Linked DNA regions of Homo sapiens: regions 1 and 3 are each linked to region 2. A link is an interaction called in ENCODE POLR2A ChIA-PET data of the cell type or tissue named here. Cell type or tissue: OCI-LY7. All regions are shown on one strand. Links, peaks and the distances in the headings refer to the core of each region. The heading gives the core; the rest is flanking DNA.

What was found. Peaks named below come from ENCODE experiments on the same cell type or tissue, not always from the same donor. Only the 100,000 strongest peaks of a DNase experiment are listed, where the experiment ranks them.
Region 1: POLR2A ChIA-PET joins it to region 2 with 5 read pairs; 2 of 35 experiments call an interaction of 5 or more read pairs at or near these places.
Region 3: POLR2A ChIA-PET joins it to region 2 with 5 read pairs; 2 of 35 experiments call an interaction of 5 or more read pairs at or near these places.

What each region holds. Positions count from the first base shown.
Region 1 is chr5:74,022,455-74,030,701 of GRCh38, forward strand. No RefSeq gene overlaps it. Among named protein-coding and RNA genes, the nearest start is that of LINC02122, 77 kb to the right of the region's middle. In OCI-LY7, for the core only: a CTCF peak has its summit at 4,016; no DNase peak of the experiment used is centred there.
Region 2 is chr5:73,955,699-73,963,945 of GRCh38, forward strand. The region is part of intron 1 of LOC105379034 (a long non-coding RNA gene); the gene reads left to right. Among named protein-coding and RNA genes, the nearest start is that of LINC02122, 140 kb to the right of the region's middle. In OCI-LY7, for the core only: no CTCF peak of the experiment used is centred there; a DNase peak (open chromatin) is centred at 4,513; H3K4me3 peaks cover 1,537 bases; H3K27ac peaks cover 3,327 bases.
Region 3 is chr5:74,294,750-74,302,996 of GRCh38, forward strand. LOC124901004 (a long non-coding RNA gene) reads left to right here. Exons shown (of 2, transcript XR_007058821.1): 2 at 7,619-7,678. Among named protein-coding and RNA genes, the nearest start is that of LINC01335, 9.5 kb to the right of the region's middle. In OCI-LY7, for the core only: no CTCF peak of the experiment used is centred there; no DNase peak of the experiment used is centred there.

The sequences.
Region 1 (8,247 bases), core at 2,241-6,240, 67 kb after region 2:
TTTCTCCACATCTTCTCCAGCACCTGTTGTTTCCTGACTTTTTAATGAGGGGCATTCTAACTGGTGTGAGATGGTATCTCATTGTGGTTTTGATTTGCATTTCTCTAATGACCAGCGATTATGAGGTTTTTTTTCATGTGTTTATTGGCCACATAAATGTCTTCTTTTGAGAAGTGTCTGTTCATATATCCTTCGCTTACTTTTTGATGGGGTTGTTTTTTTCTTGTAAATTTGTATAAGTTCTTTGTAGATTCTGGATATTAGCCCTTTGTCAGATGGATAGATTGCAAAAATTTTCTCCCATTCTGTAGGTTGCCTGATCACTCTGATGATAGTTTCTTTTGCTGTGCAGAAGCTCTTTAGTTTAATTAGATCCTATTTTTCAAGTTTGGCTTTTGTTGCCATTTCTTTTTGTGTTTTAGTCATGAAGTCTTTGCTCATGCCTATGTCCTGGATGGTATTGCCTAGGTTTTCTTCTAGGATTTTTATGGTTTTATGTTTTATGTTTAAGTCTTTAATCCATCTTAATTTTTGTATAAGGTGTAAGGAAGGGGTCCAGTTTCAGTTTTCTGCATATGGCTAGCCAGTTTTCCCAACACCACTTATTAAATAGGGAATCCTTTCCCCATTGTTTGCTTTTGTCAGGTTTGTCAAAGATCAGATGGTTGTAGATGTGTGGTGTTATTTCTGAGGCTTCCGTTCTGTTCCATTTGTCTATATATCTATTTTGGTACCAGTACCATGCTGTTTTTTGTTACCATAGCCTTGTAGTATAGTTTGAAGTCAAGTAGTGTGATGCCTCCAGCTTTGTTCTTTTTGCTTAGGATTGCCTTGACTATACAGGCTCCTTTTTGGTTCCATATGAATGTTAAAGTAGTTTTTTCTAATTCTGTGAAGAAAGTCAATGGTAGCTTGTTGGGGATAGCATTGAATCTATAAATTACTTTGGGCAGCATGGCCATTTTCATGATATTGATTCTTCCTATCCATGAGCATGGAATGTTTTTCCATTTGTTTGTGTCCTCTTTTATTTCATTGAGCAGTGGTTTGTAGTTCTCCTTGAAGAGGTTCTTCACATCTCTTGTAATTTGTATTCCTAGGTATTTTATTCTCTTAGCAATTGTGAATTGGAGTTCACTCATGATTTGGCTGTTTGTCTATTATTGGTATATAGGAATGCTTCTGATTTTTGCACATTGATTTTGTATCCTGAGACTTTGCTGAAGTTGCTTATCAGCTTAAGGAGTTTTTGGGCTGAGACGATGAGGTTTTCCAAATATACAATCATATCATCTGCAAACAGAGACAATTTGACTTCCTCTCTTCCTATCTGAATATGCTTTCTTTCTTTCTCTTGCCTGATTGCCCTCACCAGAACTTTCAATACTATGTTGAATGGAGTGGTGAGAGAGGGCATCCTTGTCTTGTGCTGGTCTTCAAAGGGAATGCTTCCAGCTTTTGCCCATTCAGTGTGATATTGGCTGTGGGTTTGTCATAAATAGCTCTTATCATTTTGAGATACATTCCATGAATACCTAGTTTGAGAGTTTTTAACATGAAGGGTTATTGAATTTCATCAAACGCCTTTTCTGCATCTATTGAGATAATCATGTGATTTTTGTCCGTGGTTCTGTTTATGTGATGGATTTACGTTTATTGATTTGTGCCTGTTAAACCAGCCTTGCATCCCAGGGATGAAGCCGATTCGATAGTAGCGGATAAGCTTTTTGATGTGCTGCTGGATTCAAACTGAAGCCGGCAAACCGAATCAAAACATTTTTATAACACGAATATGAAGAGTTTATTTCCTACTGTCTTTAATTTTTGTTTCAGCCTTTAAAATAATATTCATGGAAATTTGTGAGAATATGGATTTAATAAAATATAGAGAATAAACTGTGCTTTAAAATTAGAAATGGAGTAATATATATTATTGCATTTTTTGGTGTAATTGTGTTGCTATCAAGTCTTTATTCTATTTTCAAAAGTATTCGTCTGTCAATCCTTATGTTGCAGTAATAAAAAAATTTAATATCTGCTCGTGAAATATAATAATCATTTTGCCTGAGTGGATGTAACCACTAACCAAAGTGACCCGGTGAGCATGTAAGGAAAAGAGTTTGCCCGTTTATGCTGCTTCACATCTTCCAGTGTGAAGAGCAGGTTCATATGGAGGCTACACACAGATGCTAGAGTCAGACTGGTTTAAATCACAGCTCTGTGTGACCTTCATCAATATACTTGCTAACCCGCTGTCTCGGATTCCTCTTCTGTAATATGGGGATTATAAAATAGTAATCTACCTGAAACGGTGTGGCGACTAAATAATTTAATGTTGGCAGAGTGCTGCAACAGACGCTGAGGCTACTCCATGCAAATACCCATCCCTACCTGCTGAGGGTTTGGGCCACTAAAGACTCAGACCTGACCAGGCATGGTGGCTCACACCTGCAATCCCAGCACTTTGGGAGGCTGAAGTGGGCAGATCACTTGAGGTCAGGAGTTTGAGACTAGCCTGGGCAACATGGAGAAGCCCCGTCTCTGCTAAAAATACAAAAATTAGCCAGTTGTGGTGGCGCACACCTGTAGTCCCAGCTACTCAGGAGGCTGAGGCAGGAGAATCACTTGAACCCAGGAGGTGGAGGTTGCAGTGAGCCAAGATCACGCCACTGCACTCCAGCCTGGGCAACAGAGCAAGACTTCATGTCAAAAAAAAAAAAAAAAAGAAAAAGAAAAAGAAAAAGAAAAAGAAAAGAAAAGAAAAGAAAAGAAAAGAAAAGAAAAGAAAAGAAAAGAAAAGAAATATTCACACCTGCACCCTTCTCAAGAGGCTTGCCCCTGGCTGACAGGTACTCTCTTGAGGGGGTGCTTGTTATGCACTCTCCCAGCACCCACTACTGCAAGTGGCCCATAACTAATGACCTACTGGTTCAGGGTTATAAGAGCCAGCACCCCTGCTTCTGGAGGACTAAACGCTGTGGTACAATCCACTAGTCAGAACTCCCATAGGATCAGGCTGGGGCTAGACTTCTAAAGCCATTCTTTGTTTATCTTCTTTCCCTGCCCTGCTCTCACGCCTTTCCTGGTTTTCCCTCCATAAATTATTCCTTCCTTTGCACAGAATCCCTGGCTCAGGCTCTGCTGGGGAACTGGACCTGAGACCAGTACTTCAAATAGTGCTTGGCACTATGTTAGCAATTATTAAGGATTAAAACAATCAAATTATTTGGTCTAAGTCAGATGTATAAATTGGAGACTTTATTGTTTAGAATGGAGTGACTTGCACGTTCGTCATCAGAGCTGATAAATAACTGCTTCCACATCAGCTTGTCTTTATAATTATTTTTCTTTCAATGGGAATGCTTAAAGAAAGCCCATTTCAGAGTTGTCAGGGAACAGTTTGAACAAGGACAGAGGGTGTCCAGCACAACTGGGGAATGCGAGGCCTGACTCCATAGCCGATGAGCAGGCAGGGTTACAGGTGTCCTAGGTTTCAGAGTCTTGGAACAGAGCAGGAGAAGGGGCAAAGCAGCAGGTACTGGGAGGAGCTATGGTTCAGCTCTCCCTCATTTCTTGACAGACAGGAAGAGGTTTGTACCCTGGGGTACTTTAGCTGCTTGAAGTAACCAGGTCTTAGGCATTGTTTTGTTCAAATCAAGATACAGGAAACTTCTCTCAATATTGAAAAAAGAGAGAAAAGGCAACGGGGAAAAAAAAGGAGGGAAAGGATGGGAGCTTTAGCTATCAGAAAGAGAAGACTCTTCCTGTGTAGCACGGGAGAGAAGGGAATTATCTAGATTTAGGAGAGTGGACAGAGGCAGAACTCAGACAAATTTAACTGCTAAAATGCTCATGTGTGCTACAAGGGCAGGAAGTATCCCCCTGGGAATGTGTTACTGTTGAGGAGAAAGGCCATCAGCAAACCTAAAGGGGCCATGTTGCAGGAGCAAAGCCCCCACAAAGGAACTAAGCTGCAAGCCCTTAGGTGGCAGTATATGCCAGAAGGGACAGCCAAAACAGGCAGCTGGGCCTAGGAATTTTATCTTCAAAAATCCAAATGCAGTCTTGAAGAAGTTATCTCCCATCTCCTATCTCAAGATGGAAAATCAAAGCCACCATGCATCAGTTTGCAGCTGTGTAACGCCCATTTGGTCAATAGCCACCTCTGGCTTTGTTTCCTGGAAGCTGTGCAATCATCACCGCTATCATTTAGGGCTGATAATTTTGAGACACCTGTGTCCAGATAAAAATCTGGTCTCCTGGGATTTAGAACCAGACATTGATTTTCTTTACTACCAGGATCACTCACAGGATAAAGTAAGACAATGGCCAGGAGGGAAGATGGGTTCATCTGGATATTAGGCACTAAGGTTGGCTGCATCACTGCGATGGAAGATACAGGAGAGGCACTTCTAAGGGTCTCAAGTCCATTCTGACAAGCCTTCTTGGTAAAATTCCAGGCCAAAAGAGGAGGCAGGAGGATTCTCTGGAGCTCTGGCTAGTATTTAGCAAGGCCCATCTTCCTAGGCCTTGAGTTCACTGCCTTGGAGTGACACACCATGTTTTGGAAGAGGTTTTAAGGTTAACCGTGCACTTTTTCACATTATTTTGGTCAGCCCTCAAAATAATGATGTTATTTCTTCTTTTTTATTTAAAATGAGAAAACTGAGACTCAGAAAATTTAACACCGTTAGGAAGTGGCAAAGTAAGCATTTCGACCCTGGCCATTGGCTTAAGAGTCTGGTGTTCTTCATCAGAGAAAAAAAGCACAGCCCTATTGTGAATATGTTCTCAGAGAATGTATCTTTTAGCATAGGACTTGTCATTTTCATCTTTTGATTTATTCCTTGAATACTATTTGCATGTTTGAAAATCCAAAACGGGTAAAACACTCCATACCATCCTTGTCCCTCATCTGCCATGCTCTTTCTTTCCAGCGCCATGGTAACCACTATTCTTAGTTTCTTCCATAGTCTCTTTATGTTCTATCAGGAAGCATGAGCTTCTTTTCTTCTTACTTCTTTTACACAAAAGTTACCATGTTATAAACAATGTTTAATACCTTCCTTTTTTCAATTAACTATATATCCTAGAGCTCTTTCTGTATCATTTTATAGGAAGCTTTCTCATTCTTCTTTATAGTTTATAGTATTCTCTTGTATGGATGTTCTATAATTTATTGAATCAGTTCTCTATTGATAAAAACTTGGGTTGTTTCCTATTTTTTACTACAAAACGCTCCAAGGAACAACCTTGTACATTCATCCTTTAGTACATATACAAGTATATCTGTAGGTTACTTTTCTGAAAGAAGAATCGCTGTAGAAAAATGTTTATGTATTTATAATTTTTGTGGATAGTCATCAGAAATTGATAAAGCCAAAAACTAAACACAAAGCCATTTCATCCCTCATACCAGGGTTTAATAATTGGTTTACCAAGGACACACCCAACTAATGAGGACTCCAGCTCAGTTCCTTTATGAATTGAGTAAATACTGAGTTGGCCCCAAGGCCATTCTTCAGAGCAGATTCTTCCAGGGCTCTTATCTTTGACTTTGGGTTCTCTCTCATTTTTTTTTTTCTTTCGGTAGATGCTCTAAGGCAAGAAAATTGGAGACTTTTTTGAAATTCTTCCTCTTGTCCTTCAGATACATCATACTGGAAAACAGCTGAGACAAGCATATCTCTGCAACTGGCCTTAGTGAAACAGAAAAATCACAGGCTCTGGGGTCAGAAAGACCTAAATTTGAATATTGGTTTTCTCACTTTTTAAATGCATGATCTTGGGTGGGAATTTTAACCTCTCCAAGTCATGCTTCTTTCATGTGGGGAAGAGAAAAAAAATACTTGAACCTATCAAAAATGGTGTGGTGAGGTTAAAGATAATGTGTGAAAAACACACTAAGGACTCAATGGATATTTTCTGTTATTTTGTAAAATTGTCCTAAAATACATGCTTATAAATTCTTTTATATCAGTGTCGCTGGGGGCCTAGGACCAGCCTCTACCTGCATCTACATGAATGACTCATAACCTCAGCTTCCAAACCATCTCATTATTGACGGTTTGCCTCTTGGTAAGCAGTTGAGGAGTGGTTTTCCACATCCCGCTGATGACACAGTGTTCCTCATGATATGGCTGCATTAGGCTCCAACCACACTTGTAACATCAAAGCACCCTGGCTCATCAATTAGTCAGGAAGCAATTTTTCACCATTTGGTCCAGCACCTAAGCTGGCTCTTAAAAAGCACCAAGGTTTATCTAGGGTCAGATGGCTTAGAAATCCTACAAATAGGGCCACCCACAGCCACATAGTTTTGTGACAGGTGTCTGGACTCACAAGAAGCAAAGACCCACAGAACACAGAGCAGACATTTTCAGCTCTGATCTGAGAGCTGCTGTTTCCAAGTCTGCAGATTTATCATTTTATTATTTCTTGACACCCAAATGAGCACACGAAGCTCTGTGTCCTCCTGGTGAAGGAAAGAGGCTCTTTGAAACAGACAACTCTGGTGATGGCAGTAATGCGATGATGGATTATCTTTATGTTTCCTCATTCCCTGAATCCATTAAAAGAGGGGAGTTGAATTCTATCTTATCAAGATCCTCTTTCCTTAATTACTTTTTAAATGACTGAAATGAAAATTTGCAAACAAGGCACGTGTTAGGTATTCCTCTCATCTTCAGCCTATCCCTGACACCGTCCCAACTTCTGCCTTTCAAAGTAATCCAGCAGCAAAGATGTTCTAAAGTGTGAGTCACTCACAGATTGTTCAGGGGGCTGAAGGAAAATCTGCTAATGGGATTTGCAGTTCTACACCAGAAAATAATGAGATAGGAAATGGGCAATGTGTACGTGATTCTTCCATGTCATTCAGAATAATGAGATCTTGGAGCAGCTTCTTCCTGAATTGAAATCATTGACAATGTATTTGCATATTCATTTTTGGATACTTTGATTTAAAAGTCAGTTATGGAAGAAGTCAGTCTAACATCTGAGAATTGTAGGTACTTGAAAAGAAAAGAAAAATTCTATCCTACGATTATCTCTTTCCTCAATGTTTCTTAGGACCTTGAAGAAGAGGTTGAGGGAACACAAACATTTGGGTTATATTTTTAAAACTTAAAAATAAAGATTTGTGGAGAGAATATTGACCTATAACATTTGCAGCTTTTGCCTTTTATTATCAAGGGTTTGTTAAAGCCCATCGTATCATCATGAAGATTTGAGTAGAAATGTTCTTATGCCTGTACTGTGCAATACAGTAGCCACTAGCCACATGTGCTATTTGAATTTAAATTAATTAAAATTAAACCAGATTAAAACATTAGGTCCTTGGTAGCACTAACCACATTTCTAGTGTGCCTGGTGGATGATACAACTCCTGGGTGTAGAAAGTGGCAGGCGTTTGTGTGAATGAATGAAATCTCCCAGGCTGAATGTGATGGAGGCTTCTACAATGATTAATCAACTAAGCAGCCTCTTTTTCCTCCTTAATAACTTGGAGTTTTACTCGTCCTTCCTCCATAACATCTCTCTCTAACCATGGCTAGCTGTGGAGAAAGAGGCTTGCAAATTAAAGTTCATGCATTCATGGTTCAAGACCTAGTTAAGCATAAGTGGGTTATCTGTAGTAATCAATCCTTCTGAATCACCAAGTTTATCCAAATTTCTTGATTCAGAAAAAAATCAAGTCACATCACCAATGGAGTGGCTTTGGGAGATTATGTTCTCCCTAAAAAGAAAAATGCATCAGTTTTGCATATTGATGTTATTCAATTTACAAGCATAGGCAAATATAGCACCATTTGAAATAACACAAGATTTGGGTTAGATATATGCAAAAACAAGCAAGCAAACAAAACTTAATAGTCCACGTTTTCTGATTATGAGTTCATTCTCAAGTCTTGATGATTTAAGTCAACCTCACCCTTGATGCAAAGCAATAATTATGGGTTTTGTTGGTAAAATCAAGTCATCATTCAATATTCATGTGCTCTTTCAGAGAAATCTCTTAGGCAGTTAATGTTATTTCTCCCTCCCTCTCTATCCTTCCTCCCAACCCCACCAACCATCAGCATTGTTATTCCAGCAGATACAATCAAAATGTACACCACCAAAGGAAGTCTTAGAAGAACAAAAAAGGCTTAAGGCTTAAACATGAATATCAATGTGAATCATTCTATGAGCTTCGTCTGGGGGGACAAAAGAGGTAGAACAGACTTATTTGATGTATATAAAATG
Region 2 (8,247 bases), core at 2,085-6,084:
ATGTGTGCCTTGCTGGCTCTTTGCACCAAGTTCTGAAAACCATCTGCATGTAGAAGAAATGTACTCTCTCTGCTTCTGTGTGATACTTCTGCTGAAGCCAATTTACATTCTCCTTCAGAAGAGCCATTTTATGTCCCAGAAACTTAATGAGCTTTTTTTTTTTAAAAAAAATTAAGAACAAGCTGTTTTATTTTGAATGAGAAACTCTCCTTCTGCCAAGAATTCTTTATCAACCTAAAACTCAGAAACCACAAGCAAAGTAAGAGTTGTTCCAAGACCAAGCCAAACTGCCTTCCAGATTTACCTGAAATGAAACATTTGGCCACCCAACAAAACAAGCCAATGGCAGGGTAAATCCAGGACCACCAGAATGGAGGGTAGGAGCATGTGCTTAACGTTCTCCTTCCTACATAAGGGTTGGTGTGTCTTCATACTGGAGCTGGAATTAGTGGACGGATCTAGGTTGGAATTGAGATCTGGCCAGCATGCAGGGACCACCATTCATCAGGCACTCATGATCTACCATGCACTATGCTAGCACTTCACAGGCAATATGTCTCTGCAGGTACTATTTGTATCCCAAATTTACAGATAAGCAGGCTGAGGTTCAGAGAAGTTGAGTAATTTGCTGAAGGTCATTCAGTGGTGAAGCTAGGATTCAACCAATGACTGGTAGACTCCAAAGCCCATGCATGGTTTTAAGCATATGCTCCACTGTACTTAGAGGCAGATAAAACAACTATGATGGGCCTTGTACTACAGAATACCAAATGTGTTATGTATGTCAAAGATTACCTGCTAAGGGAGAATTCAGAGTGTTTTACTGTCAAATTCAGTTCTAAGATGTTTATTATTCCTGCAAATCCAGGATAACAATACCTAGTATTTATTGAGCATTTACCAGGTATAAGACATTATACCAAGCACTGTAAAATACATTAATTCATCTAATCACCAATGAATGGTAGGTATTATTATTATTATTATTATTATTTTTGAGACGGAGTCTCGCTCTGTTGCCCAGGCTGGAGTGCAGTGGCGCGATCTCGGCTCACTGCAAGCTCCACCTCCTGGGTTCATGCCATTCTCCTGCCTCAGCCTCCCAAGTAGCTGGGACTACAGGTGCCCGCCACCACGCCCAGCTAATTTTTTGTATTTTTTAGAGATGGGGTTTCACTGTGTTAGCCAGGATGGTCTAGATCTCCTGACCTCGTGATCCACCCACCTCGGCCTCCCAAAGTGCTGGGATTACAGGCGTAAGCCACCGTACCTGGCCAATGGTGGGTATTATTTTCTTCATGTTACAGGAAAGAAAACCGAGGCTTGGAGAAGTGATGTAACCTGTCCAAGGTCAGGTAAAATTAGGTTGAACCATGTGAAATTGCCATTTTGTAGATCAAAACCAATCAAGTTAATCAATAGTACCTAGCAATATTGGAAGTTGAGTCAAGGTCTGACCCCTAACTAGCAAAGGAATAGTCTTTAGAGTGCAAAATTGGATTCAAGTGTCCTGAATGTTGATTGGAAAACAATGCCCCAGATCAGAGAGGAATGACAGACTGTCAGAAGCCATTCATGGTGGCTTTACAGCATGTGGACTGTCACATGCTTCTAGAATGAACAGACGTGGAAGATGGTGGGAATGCTGTCTCAGCGGTAGATGCTAGACTCAGCCCTTGGAGAATGCACCACACACCCCTTCTCCTGTCTTCTTGTTGCTTTGCACATGACCCCTACTTCCCTTTAGCTCCTGTTCCCTTCAGGACTCCCTGATTCCTGCCCTTGGATTCACCTCACACTCATGCATCTCCTGTCCTGACTTGTTTGGACGGAGCTCTTCCTTTGGATAGGCCCCCAGCATTCTGTTGCTCCGTGTGACTCATCTCCTCTTCTGGTTCCCACCTCTCACATCACTCTGGGTCTACGTACTTTTGCTCTTGATTTAACCTTCTGGGGCTTCTGGCTCCTGCTCCCAGGCTCAGCCCTGCCTGGGCCCAGCCCTTGATGTTCCCTCAGTTCCCAGTTTTCCACACCAGCCACTCTTCTGTGCTAGGCTCCAGCTGATCTGACTTCCCTCCCTTTCCCCCAATCAACTGTGTGGGCTGGGACACAACAAGCTTTGAAGGTTTTGGTGATAAGTTTGGAGGAGGTGGGAAACTTAGCTAGTTCTGTTTGGTTCCCACAAGTAGGGAGGAGTCTTCAGAGAGTGGGCAACTCTGGCAAAGGCCATGAGAAGCTGATGGCTATTTATGATTTCAGGAGAAGGATAGCTGTGATAAAAGGGTCTGATAGTAAATGGGAAGGGAGAGAGAAAAAAGGCAGGGATTAAGTGTTGTTGGCTACCCAAGTATGCAAATCACCTAACAGCTTAGTTCTGTCAACCTAAATAACAGGGAGTGGCTCTCTAATAGAAAAAGATATTTATTTGGGAATAGAGCAGTTTCATGGGAATATGTGTGGTACAGCAAATGACATGCATATTCAGGCAGGTAAAGGAAGACAAAGGTTTTTAAAGGAAAAAAATAAGGAGGGTTGCGCAATTGTTTTAAAATAATTATCTTTGGCTGCAAAGATCAATAACAAGGGTGACACCAGTCTGAGGCTGGACGGGCAGTTGATGAGCAGATGTCCTTGCAGAAGTATTTTTTTTTGTGTGTGTAAGGTTGTGATGGCTGTTGGTCAAGGCTGTGGTTTGTGCAGTCTTTTTGTGATAATTTTTGTTATCAGGCATAAAAGCATGAGAACCCTCTTTTCATGACCTTCCCCAGCTCTATTTGTCAGTGTTTTTTTCCCTTCTCACATTAGTGACTCCATTTTGATTTTGATAACTTTCACAGTTCCCAGAGGAAACTATCAACCAGGCAAAAGAAACAAGCATGTTATGTACCTAAAGACAGAGATGAAAGAAAGAGGAAGCTGATGCCCACGGTTCAACTAAAAAGGAAAATGTATTAGGTGTTCCTCTTTCCCTAAGCAAAAGAGGTGACTGGGGATGGAACAGATGGGATGCAGAAAGAGAGATCAACTGTTTTGTCACCTCTTTCCTTATGGCACATTTTTCCTCCTGGCCAGCCAAAGAATTTGGCTTCATCTGCATGGGCCACCTAATTAAAAAGATGGACATTTTAAAGAAGATTTGGTAATGGGAACTCAAGGGAAGGTGATGCTGAAGGATTTTAATTGCAAGAAACCAATCAACTTTATGGGAAAATAAAAATGATTACGATAGACACATTTGAGATGATTGGCAGGTGGATAAGAAGAAACCACTAATTGGTGTTTTAACCTACCTAGGACTTATTTAAGACCTGGCAGCTCTCGGACTAGGCAATTGATCTTATGTATGTTTAAAGGCAACTGCAATGAGGAAAGTCCTTTCCCTAGAGTTCAATCATTCTTTCCCTCTCTAAGGTATAACTACATGGATGGGTTGTAGTCACACTACTTGGGCATGGCAGTGAAAGCAGACTTAGGGTATAATGAGACACTAGACATTTTGATTGGGAGGTATAGGGGGCCAGAGGGCAGCAAAGACAGGAATCTGAGTGTGGCCTTGCAAGTCTCAGAGAGTTGGAGCCCTTTCACTCCTAAACTGAAACCCTTTTTGGACGGGACCACTTCCTCCAACCAGGACTTAGAGGGTTTTCTTGAGCCCGACACCATGGAAGAGGTTGTAGGGGTGACGTGGTTACTTTGATGGGTGTAAGAATGTCCATTAGTGAATGGGTTTTGGAGTCAGATGCCTGGATTCAAATCCCAATTCTACCACTTTGTATCACTTAAGCAAGTCTCTTTAGCTACTTTTTTGTTTCCTTAACAATAAAAATAGGAAGGTCATAGCTACCTCATAGGATTAGGTAAGAGCATGTGTGTATGTAAAATGCTTGGCATAGGGCTTCATTTATACAAAATACTGAAAAAATAAGTGATGTAATAATGATGATGATGAAAATGATGATAATGATGCTAATTCTGAGTTTGAGAGTCAGAGTTGACAGGGAAAAAAGGTGCTTCAGTTTTCAACTTCAGAAATTGTCTTACTTTTTTTTTTTTTTTTTTTTTTTTTTTTTTGAGATGGAGTCTTGTTCTGTCACCCAGGCTGGAGTGCGGTGGTGCGATCTCAGCTCACTGCAACCTCTGCCTCAGCCTCCGGAGTAGCTGGGATTACAGGCGTGCACCACCACGCCTGGCTAATTTTTGTATTTTTAGTAGAGATGGGGTTTCACCACCTTGGCCAGGCTGGTCTTGAACTCCTGACCTCGTGATCCACCCGCCTCAGCCTCCCAAAGTGCTGGGATTACAGGCGTGAGCCACCATGCACGGCCGATTTCTTTTTTATGTTTAACTTTGCTCTCCAGATGCTTTCCGAAAACCTTAGTTTTCCTGCAGACATTGGACCTGAGTGTGGACTCATACATGCGAACAAGATGTTCATTTCCTCTTTTTTTCATACTGCCTCCAGCCTCCAGAGAAGTGTTCTTTCCCTTGCTATCTGTCCCACTTCCGGTGCAGGTGGTCCTGCCTGACCTAACCACAAACACCTGAGAGAAGACACATGCTAAAGGCCAAACCCTTTTTCCATTTGACTTGGAGGAGAAAGCACCCTCTCTATCAAAGTGACATGAGAAGAATTGACTGCAGAGTAGCTCTGTATTACTTCCGGCTGGGGTATCAAGCACCACATAATGCATACCCTTATAGATGACAGGGTTATTGAACAGAAGAGTAATTTAGAAGGGCCTGATTTTGAGACTGCTACTTGATACTTCTTTAATGGAAAATAATTAGTGTCCATTTACTGGAAGTGATGTACCTCGGTACTGTGGTTCAATTGGACCACACTGATTAAAACATGCTTGAGTGTTCCATATGCTTGTGGTTAATGAGCAATATGTTTTGGTTGTTCTGTTTTCTGTCTTGTAATGTCCAGCCTTGCCTCTGTTGCATGTGAGAGGAAGGGGGTTTGGAGTGCTTTGGAGGCAGTTCATTTTGAAATCAAATTGACTCACAGAGTTAGTGTGGGTCAGTAAATATCCTTGAGCATGTTTATTTCATTTTGTGTTCAGGTATGGCAATATTTACAGTTTGACTCAAATGGATTATAATTAAAAAGAATGGTTATCTCTCTGAACACTGATTGTTTCCTCATGTTTTTACAAATTGAACATATACACATAACTTTACGAGATACAATACAGTCACACCTCTCCAGCATTATTGGGGAATTAAGCCATGCATGATAAGAATATTCCAGATAACTGAAACTTATTCCCTTTGAGTAAATATGTATTTATTTTAGTCATTTAAATGAAAATCTTTTTTGAAATGTGTAACATAGTTCTCTGACATCCTGAACAACAATTTTCAACACAAGTTAGCCTTTTTTTTGATAAGTCAGAGCGAGCGTTAAACCGTCATCCTTATACCGGTCCAGGTTTGGCCAACGTGTTACCAAGGTTTTGTCGCTAGATGGCTCTGGGTAGTGAGGCCTTTGGAATTCTTGGTTCTGATTTTTAGAATATTTTTTCTATCCTTCATTGCTGTCATTCTGTTGGTGTAACTTCTTGCTGCTATCAGTAGGCCTACTTCTACGATTTCTCCTTAAACTAGTCATTTCTACTCAACTTTGAATGAAGAGACCAGTACCCAATCTTAGTGGACTTTAAGTAAGGTGAGAGTAAAGAGTCTCTGAATGAGATTTTCTTAGGAATAAAATAGGCACATTTCAGTATGTGGATGTTGTGAGACCCATTTTGAATATTGTAGTGTCCTTTTGATGTTTCCCCAAAGTTTTTTAGATAGGGAAATTTACAAGACATCTGAATTCTGGGTAATTGAGAGATGTTGCTGTGATCTTAAAAAACTAACCTATCTCTTTAGATTAGTTTGCCTGTGTGTCCATAAGCTCCAGTAGTGAATGGTGAAAGTCTTCCTAATCATTCTAACCCACATGAATCCCTTCCCTGATTCCTTAAGGTTAGCATTTTGATCTCTCCCACACAGTTAGTGGCTTATTATATGCAGTAGACCCCTGAAATTCACCAGAGATACATTCTAAAGCCTTAGCAAATCTGCAAAATTGCAAAAATTCTGACAACATAATAGTATCCTTCATGCAATGCAATAAAGTGTTGTAGAAAAATTTAAGTGCTCCTTCAGTCTCTTAATGACGTGTATAAATATAGGACTTAAGTTACTTATAAAGCTGGTTGACTGTCTTTTTAGGGCCACTTCTTACAAAGAAATGCAATTTTATAATTTCTCCAACATTACTGCATGGAACCTGAAAAAGGGGAGCAAAATCCAGTTTTGAGGTGGACGTCACAGATTGCACAAGGAATTTTTCAAGAGAAGACAGAAATATGGACATTGGTGATAGGTCCTATCTTTATAAATTTATTGGCAACCAATTTTTAAATTTTTAAATACTCTGAGTTGACAATGTATAAGATAATCTATACATGTATGCCTGGACAATTTGGCTGGTTGTAAGTCTATATCTTCAATCATGATTCATGAGAACTCATTCAAAGTGTGCACTGGAGAACACTAAGGATGTATCATACTAATGTATGTTATTAGTTTATCTATGAAATCTTACCTCTACAAGTCAATTGTAGGCAACATGAAAGAAACAGGCTACATTTTTCAACTTCCTTTGGATGTCCTCTGTGTGGTTGAATACATAGCAGATTTGTCGTGTCTGTTGGGTCTTTGTAGGAGATTTTCGAAGAAATATAATATCATGGTACCCAACGCTGATACACATTTATTACAGAGGGCATAACACCATGAGAAACACAAAAGAGTGTAGGAGAAACAAAAAGGAATTAGAAGAAACTGCAGCAATCCCTGTAGTCTCATGGAAGGGAGCACACTCACATGACCTCGCAACCTGAGGGAAGCGGCAACCACAGCCTGTAAACACGGGAAAGAGTGATGCACAAACTGCACGCTTACAACCTGGGGGAATGGGAAGATGTGTTATTACTCAGGGAAACCTTCATGCAGGGGGTGAATCTTAAACCAGGTCTTAAATGGAAGGAGGGCCCACCAAGTTAGAGGAAAACTACTACTCAGAGTCAAAATGTAGCGACTTTTGAGGACTGAGAATCCTCTCTCCGAAGAGAACCTGAAACTTGACTGTCTTTCCTTAGACACAGTGAAAAATCATCTCTGCGTAAATTGTTTATTTGTATACACAAAGCATGTTTCATGACAGGTTAGGTGACAGTGGAAAATGTGAACGCTGAGAATATGCCAGATATGTTTGTTAAGCATGAAAGTGATTTCTATGATAATGAATGCATGCTTACCGAGCTGAGAAAATTTCAAGTGAGATGAATTACCAAGTACCTCGGTGCATTTAACAACCCTGGGATGTTATCAGGGCTGGGAAGTTAATTTAATGCTGCACATCAAACATCCAGCCAAGCACCCAAAGAATGTGGAACGAAAGCTAAGGGAGCCACACATCTTTAAAAAAATCCCGAAACTTGACCAACAACATGTGCTTGCTCAATTCCTCAAGTTTCAGCAGGCTGGGAGCCAAATTTTCTGAATTCATTTCATACCTGTGATAGCTTCCCAAACTAATAGTTTTTGTTTTTGTTTGGTACACAGTAGTCATGGATGATATTATGACAAGAATAATAAGGTGGGGTGAAAGCCAGAAATGGACATGGCAGCTGTTGGAAGGCAGAAGTGGAGTTCAGCCGACTTCATAGGCCTTAGCTCAGAATGATGGGCTGGTAGGAGAACAGCAAATGAGGTTCTAGGAGGTGCACAGCTCTGTGCTGGGTGCTATGAAAAGGCCCAAAGAAATGCAGGTTGTCTGTGTTTGCCCCCAAGGAGCCTACAACGTGGGCACTTTAAACATTAAGAGGATTAGGTAGAGAGGCAGACCCCTACTTTCATCTCCCAATCCCATCACTGACATGTATGACATTGGGGATGGTACTTAACTTCTTTGAACTTCAGCGCCTTCATACATAGAATGGGGTTAGCACATCTTAACTGAAAGGTTCTGCAGGGCTCAATGAGATAAGGTGAGCAAAAGAGCTTAGTAGAGTTTCCTGGCACAGTCCACATACGTTGTGTTGGCTCACGTCTTTGTGGCTGTGACAACTCGGCATCATACAAAAGACTGAATTAGAAATAGTTCCCACATGATGGCCTTATTGTCCAGGCAGGCAGATATAAATCACAATATCTGGCCTAAATTGTACCCTTGAATTGTATTGTGAG
Region 3 (8,247 bases), core at 2,241-6,240, 340 kb after region 2:
TGCTTGGGCATGGATCTTTGAAGTCAGATTTACTTGAACTTCACATTCTGGTTCTGCTGCTTAAAAACTATTAGGCCTTAGAAAATCACTTTGCCACTCCAAGCTTCAGGTTTCTCTTCTATAAAATCAAGGTAAATGATCAAAATAACAGTAATAATTGTTCTTTCACAGATCTGTCATTCCAAGCATGCACAGGGCTTAGCCCAGTGCTAATATACAGAAAACTTGATGCACAGCAGCTATTGCTATTTTATTATTATCTTCATCACCATGACCCCCAGAGTGATCTCTTCTCATCTTCTCCCCAGATCTCAGTTTATGCACAATTTTTGACATTCACCTCTCCATCCCCAACCCTCTCCTGTCCCCTGAGCTCCAGTGTATGCTTCAAACCACCTATCTACTAGGCAGGTTCTCTGGAAGGTCCACTGGTACCTCAAACTCTGCATGTCCTCTTAGAGCCTGAATTGTGTCCCCATAAAATTCATGTGTTGAAGTCTCACCTCAGAATGCAGCTATAATTTGAAGATAGGGCCTTTATGTAGTAATTAAGTTAAATGGGGCCATTATGGTAGGTCCTAATTCAATCCGACTGGTGATCTTTTAAGAAGAGGAAAACCAGACATGCAGAGAGACACGAAGGATATGTGCACACAGAAGAGAGACCATGGGAGGAGACAGCAAGAGGGTGGCCATCCACAAGCCAAGGAAAGAGGCCTCAGGAGACACCAAACTTATTCAGTACCTTGATCTTGGACTTCTCAGTTCCCGAACAGTGAGAAAATTAATTTCTGTTACATGAGCCACCCAGTGTGCAGTATTTTGTTCTGGCAGCCCTAGCAAATGAATACATGGCTTAGGCTGAAATTGCTAGGTCTTCCTTAAAACATGCTCCTCCTCCTACTGCAGCCCCTCTTTGAACTTATCTGTATCTCTTTCTTCTCCCTAATGACCCACATCTAATCAGTCTCCAAAACTTGATAGTTTTAATTTCTGAATAGCTCATAGTCTATGCACCATCTTTCTTAGCTCTGGCCTGCATGATCTTTCATCTGGTCTATTGCAATAGCTCTCCCACTCAATTTGTCTCTCTCACCATAGCATTTCTCCATTTCAATCCTTCCAGTATACCAGTTAGATTAATCATTCTAAAGCACAGGCTTGTTTGCATCTGCCTTCAACAAAAAAGTCCTTCATTACTCCCACTGCCTAGTAGGAGTTCCTCAGCCTGACACTGAAACCGTCCACAGTTTGGCTCTAGCTTACCCATCGGCCTGGGGTCTTGCTATATCCTTCCTCAGACCTTTATTCTAACCAAACAGGAAAACGTACTACTCCTGAAAAAGGACTCTACCTTTTTAACCACTCCCTGAACTAAAATACCTCACCATTCCTTGTTTCCATTCCACACCACCAAGGCTTTCTTCCCTTATTTCCTAGAGGAAGGGATCTTTGCACTGGGCTCAGCCCCCATGACAGTTCATAAGGACAGCCTGTGACACATGTGTATCCTCTCATTTCTCCTTCTCAACTGTAAACCCACTCAGGCTACCTCTCGTTCACCCTTTATCCTCCATGGTGCCCAGCATGTGCCCCTGGCACATGTCTCTTCCACAGTGTTGATGGAATGAGCAAACGAACAATGCTGATTGCAAGGTCGTGAAGACAAATGGCCTTGACACCCTAAATAAGCCATCTCAAAAAAGAGCTGCTATGTCTGATTTCCCTCTAGTAAGTTAGGTTGTTTGCTCAGATAACCAAAGTAAATCACTCATCTATAGTTATTTTCTGGAATTTAAGCACTAAAGATAAGGCAAATAGCCAAAGATTTTCAAAAAGAAAATGGTGAGAGGCAGAGGACCCAGTTGTGATGTCATTAATATTCAGCCATCATAATTGGGCCTTAACAATTCTCCAGGAACAATTTTCATCTTTATTAATGACACTTAGAGAGCTATCCTCATACCCACCCCAAACTGTTCAATCTGTAAGAAGCATTTTCCACCAGATGCCATCATATCTGACCTTTCTAGCTTCCCAAATGATCGCCCGACCCCTGCTTCCTCCCCTTGCCTCCCCTTCCCATGATGATGAAACATCCACTATAGAACACAAGTGGCATGGAGCCAGGTCAATGATGTGCACCGTGGAAGCTGTTCTGACTGCTCGCTGCTGGCAGCCACTGCTCAGGCTCAAAGCATTATAGCGCTCTGGTACTTTCCCAAAGGCATTCTCAAAGGAGGCTGATGCATCTGGGTTCTCTTTCTACTGATCAGCAGAACACGCATGTTTAAGAATCAGATTAGACACAACTCTTTGGGTCATTTTATATGGTTTTTAAATTGAGAATGAATGAATCCCCATATTCTGTGCCAGTGACTGACTGTCAGGGGCAATCACAACAGGGCTGATCAGGGGTAATTATGAGGCGGCTGCTTTGCCATGGCCCTCATGTGTTATAACTTGCTACATCCGTTCTAGGAAAGGGAGATTCTGCCAAGCTAGTTCCTAATTTGCTCGTCTATTTTGGCAAACAGAGATATAGTCCTATCTCTCTTAAAACAAAACAAAACAAAAAATGAGCTTGTCCAAACAAAGCCTTAAAATAAACTGCAGGAATACCTGAGACTCAGAATGTGTAAGCTCACATACTCATTAGTCAGACACAGTCTCTGCCCTCTGAGCCTCAGTTGTCCTGTCTGCAAAATGGTATAACACCTATTTCTCTCACCATCAGTATTGTTTGAATCCAACTGGTAAATATGTGATTTGAAAATTGTAATACACCACAAAAATATATTACTTATTTTGCATATATTTTATAAGTAACAATGCTTAGCTTTCTTATCTACATCTAAAAGTTTCCTGCCTTTAAATATTAGGTATCTGTGCCAATTACATAGTCCCCCGCTGCCCAGCACCACTAAATTTCAGTGTAAGTATGAATGAGAATGTGCTATATTTTGCCATGTGACGGATACATGGTAGGATGCAGTAGATACTCATTGAATTAGTTAATTGCTTAGTCTCATAAGCTTTTTCTGATGTGCCTGTGGTTACACAGTGGCCAGATTCATACTCCCTAGTTCCAAGGTTCTTTCTACATAGTTTACAAAAAACAACGGGGCAACCAGCAGAGGGTCTGATGCTATGGAGTAAAGCGTTTTATTCACATTCTGCTTGGCTCACTTAGTTTCTCCTCTATCCCCTGAGAGGCTTCTGGGGCTCCTTGACTATTTTCTTGGAGAAAGGCTCAAGCGGGAGATGAGGAGCTTGAGCTCCTGGGGCTGCGACTAGAAGGGGTCTGGAAGCAGGTGGGGGAAGAGTGTACACACAGGACTTTGATCAGAAGACCTGGGATCGAATCTAGACTCTGACACTTTCTACCGAAGCTTCAATTTTCTCACATTAAAAAAAAAGGAGTAATAAAAAGGTTATATGATGAATAAGATAATGCTAAGGATTCTAATTATTTTCATATCATAAAAGATATAAGAACCCCTGAAGTTAAAACATTGTTTTCTTTGATCATGGAAGTATTAATATAAACACGACTGTGGTTCTTAAATGAGCAGCCATGTTCTTCTCCAGCTAATTTTCTAGGGGCTTCTGGGAGTCAGACACAGTGTTGTAAATACTTTGTCCTCACAGAGCCTTTCAGTCTGGCCCTGCTCTGGCTTTAGTTGGTGGTATATGCTTAATCTTCTAATATTCCTTATTTTCCAGGTGTTCTGAGTTCTTAGGCTTATTTAAGGCTTTGTCAAAGTTCCGAGTGCCACCCTCTAAAAAGCTGAGTGATGGTACACATATAACTAATGAGAGAACATATTCTGGGAAAATAAAACTTTTTAAAGTAGATTAGTTTCTCATCATACCATATGGCCCTACAAGTGATCAGATGCACTTCTATGTGCTGTTGATAGAAAAATAGAGTATATTACATATACTTTTAATTGTGAGGAATTACATCATTAAAGAATTTAGAAATAGAAATTGTCTCTTATTTGAGTTAGAAGGAGTATTGGGGGAAAATTAGAATATCACCATATGGCTAACCTTAATTCTAATTTGCATTTTAATGGAAATGAAGCTTTAAATGCCTCATTCTCTTCAAAATCTTTGAGACAGTAAGCCTTTTGTGGGTCTCTCTAGCTTAAGCAAACCAGATTTCAGCAGCTAACTGGCTTTCCAGAGAGTTCATACCACCTAAAAGCATTTAAGGTGAAAATGTTGCATATTGATTTGTTAAACCACGTCTCTGGGAATCCTTAAACACTGCTGCCAAGAGTACATAATTTTTTTTGTTAAAAAAATGTTTTCTGGCCAGGAGCAGTGGCTCATGCCTATAATCCCAGCACTTTGGGAGGCAAAGGCAGGAGGATCGTTTGAAGCCAGGAGTTCGAGACCAGCCTTGTCAACAAAGTGAGATGTGTCTCTAAAAAATTTTAAAAATTAGCTGGGCATGGTGATGTGCACCTATGATCCCAGCTACACAGGAGGCTAAGACAGGATCCCTTAAGCCTGAGCCATGTTCGCACCACTGCACTCCAGCCTGGACAACACAGTAAGACACTGTCTCAAAACAAAAAAACAAAAAAGAGAAAACAGAAATGTTTTCCCTAATTTTAAAGGTAGTTTACACTCTTTGAAAAGGAAATATTAAAAAAAATAGATTGTCTGGAATCTTAGCATCCAAAGATAACCACTGTATATTCTACATCTGTTTCTATATATGCATAAGCAATTATAATTTTTATTGTTTTTGTACTTGCAAAAATGAAATACCAGATTTCCTATTTGTGATCTCTGCATGTTCCCTTAAAGCATGTTGTGAATATCTTTTCCTGGTCACATATGTAGATTATCATCCAGATTCTTATTGGCTGCAATATTACACTATATGAATATGCCATGATTTATTCAACTTGCCTCCTGGTGGTAGATATTTAGATTGTGATGGGGTTCAGGACAGACTACCTTAAGATATGACACCTTGGCATTTGAGAAAACTGCAAAGAAAGGAGGGTCTCTCTGTCTTTCTCCTGTCCTTCTGCCCTGGAGTAGGCCATAAAACCTAGAAAAAATTTTCTGACCTTCTCCTGAAGTAGGTCATAACAGGCTCATGTGAAAGGTGCCCACTCTAAACCCACAGAAAAGGAACATTCTCATTTCTGAAGACATAGAAACACAGGGAAGAATCTAAACAAACAGGCCTTTCTACGTTCCCCCCAGTTTATTACCATTGGATCATACCTCCTTTGTCCAATCACATTTCTCCACAACAATCGACTCCTTCATCAAACTTACCATAAAATTATACAGGTTTCTTTGTCTGAAGCCTCCTGTACTGTATAAAACACATTAAATAAAACTGTATGGTTTTCTCTTGTTTATCTATATTATAGTGCCTCAGCCTTGAACCTAGTGATAAGTGAGGAAAAGAAATCTTTCATCCCCTACAACTGTTTCCAGCTTTTATCATTACAAGCAATGTTATAATAAGCATCCTTATATACAGATCTTTGAGTACCTTCTTAATAACTTTTTAATTTTTTAAAATGGTACCCAATAATTTGGCACATCTTTTTGAAGGAAACTTTTTGGCATAACTGAAAAAAGAAAAAAAAGAGAACTTTCAATTCTTTAAAAGTTACAAAGTATGTCAAAGTAATTCAAGGATAGTCTTCAGCAAATAGTGCTGGGGAGAAAATGGATGTCTACGTACAAATAAATGAACCTCAATCTTCACTTTACCCTATAAAATAATCAACTCAAAATGAGTTCTAGATCTAAATTCTAGAGCCTAGAATAATATAAAATTCTACAAGACAACATGACAAAATCTTTACGACCTTGGAATAAGCAGATTTCTTTGGTAGGATGCAAAACATGCAAACCATTTTAAAAACTGATAAATTGAATTTTATTAAAATTTAAAATGTCTCCCCTTCAAAAGACACCACTAAAAAAATAAAAGGCAAACCACAAACCGGGAAAAATAATAGCAGAAGATAAGTTCAATAAAGGCGATCAAGAATATGTAAAGAATTCTTATAACACAATAACAATAAGATAATCTATTAAAAATAAATGGGCAAATAATTTGAAAAGAAGGTCTCCAAAGATGTGGAGACCTTTGGTGAAAGGTCACCAAAGATGTGTAAATGACCTATACACCCATGAAAAGACGCTCAACATCATAGTCATTAGGGAAATGAGAACTGAAATCATAATGAAATACCACTACAAATCCACTAGGATAGCTAAAATAAGAAAGATGACTGTATTAGTCCATTCTCACACTGCTATAAAGAGACTACCTGAGACTGGGTAGTTTATAAATGAAAGAGGTTTAATTGACTCACTGTTCTGCATGGCAGGGGAGGCCTCAGGAAGCTTACAGTCACAGTAGAAGGTGAAGGAGAAGCAAGGCACGTCTTACATGGCGGCAGGAGAGACAGCGTGTACAGGGGAAACTGCCACTTTTAAATCATTGCTCACTAACACAAGAACAGCATGGGGGAAACCGCCCCCATGATCCAATCACTCCTACCAGGTCCCTCCCTCAACACATGGGGATTATAATTCGAGATGAGATTTGGGTGGGGACACAGAGCCAAACCATATCAATTACCATACAAAGTGTTGCTGAAACTGGGGTGTGGGAATTCCCACACTTTGCTGGTGGACATGTGAAATGTTCAGCCACTTTGGCAAACAGTTTAACAGTTTTGTCAAAAGTCAAACGTATACTTACAACTTAGCATTCCCATTCCTAGGTATTTATCCAAGTGAAATGAAAATTTACATCTGTGCAACAACTTGTACTTGAATGTTCATAGCAGCATTATTCATAATAGCCAAATATCCATCAACTGGTGAATAGATAAACAAATTGTGGTATGATGAACTACTACTCAATAATAAAAAGGTATGAACTACAGATACATACAATGACATGCAGTATCTCAAAAGAATTATGCTCAGTGAAAAAAGCCAGATGTAAGAACACATATCCTATGATTTCATTTATATGAAGTTCTACAAAAGGCAGAATTATAGTGAGAGAAAGCAGATCAGTGCTTGAAAGGGATGGGAACTGACTGTAAAGGGATGAGGGACATTCCTAGAGTGATGGAAATAGTCCATAGTTTGATGTGGTGATAGTGTATATGTTTCAAAACTCATCAAATTGTATACTTAAAACTGGTGAATTGCATTGAATGTAAATTATATCTTAATTTAAATAAATCATGGAATTATAAACTATAATGTTTGCAAGAGATAGCCTTACCCCAATCTTAATCTTCATCCCATCCAACATCTTGCAAGGGGACACCCATTTTTTGGTAAAAACAATTTTTAAAATTGTTCTGATCCGTCAAACAAAAATGTTGTCCACATCAACAGGCTGTTTCAAATTGATCACGTGAAAGAGATTTGTTTCTTCCTGGCCTTGCCCAGGATAAAGTTGTGTCTTCTGATTTTTAATCTGCCAAATATCCAAAAGCAGACTAAAAATTTGTCAATGCTCCAAATATTTAGAACAACTTAAATGTTTGGTACAACATGGAGTAAATAGCTGAAGATTTGATTGAGTTTTTCATTTTTCATCCAGGTGTTCAGATGCAGAATGAACGTAAGAATGATGAAGTGGATGGGCAGATTTCCAAGGCAGCTGGAAGTAAATTGGACAACTGCATGACCCAAAGATGTAAAGCCAAAATTTCACATTCAAAGCAAGTCAGGAGGTAAAACTACACCATGGAGACATGAGGGAGATTGTCAATGAGACTTTCATGCCTCAGAATTTGATGATGATGGTGATGATGATGGTGATTGATAACAATTGCAGCAGCAATTATTTCTTGAGTGCTTACTAAGTATCAGGCTCTGTATTGAGCCATTTACATACATTATCTTATTTATTCTTCACAATAGCCATGTGAATGAGGTACTGTTGATAGCCCTGCTTGATTCAGGAGAAAACTAAAACGTAAAGAGTTCAGGAATCCTCCCCAATTTTGTACAAGTAGTACAAGCTGAGGAGAGGCAACAGTGTTGAGGTTGGGTGAAGGGGGCAACATGATAGCCACAGAAATCATTAGAGAACCATAGTACATCCAACTTTTGTGGCCAAAAGTACTTCAGCTTCCACTATTCTGTTGTTAAAGGGTGTTAGAAAGCACTTTATTTTCTTCTAAAATAGACTAAGGGGGAAAGTATTCCAGTTTTCCCTTATCTCAT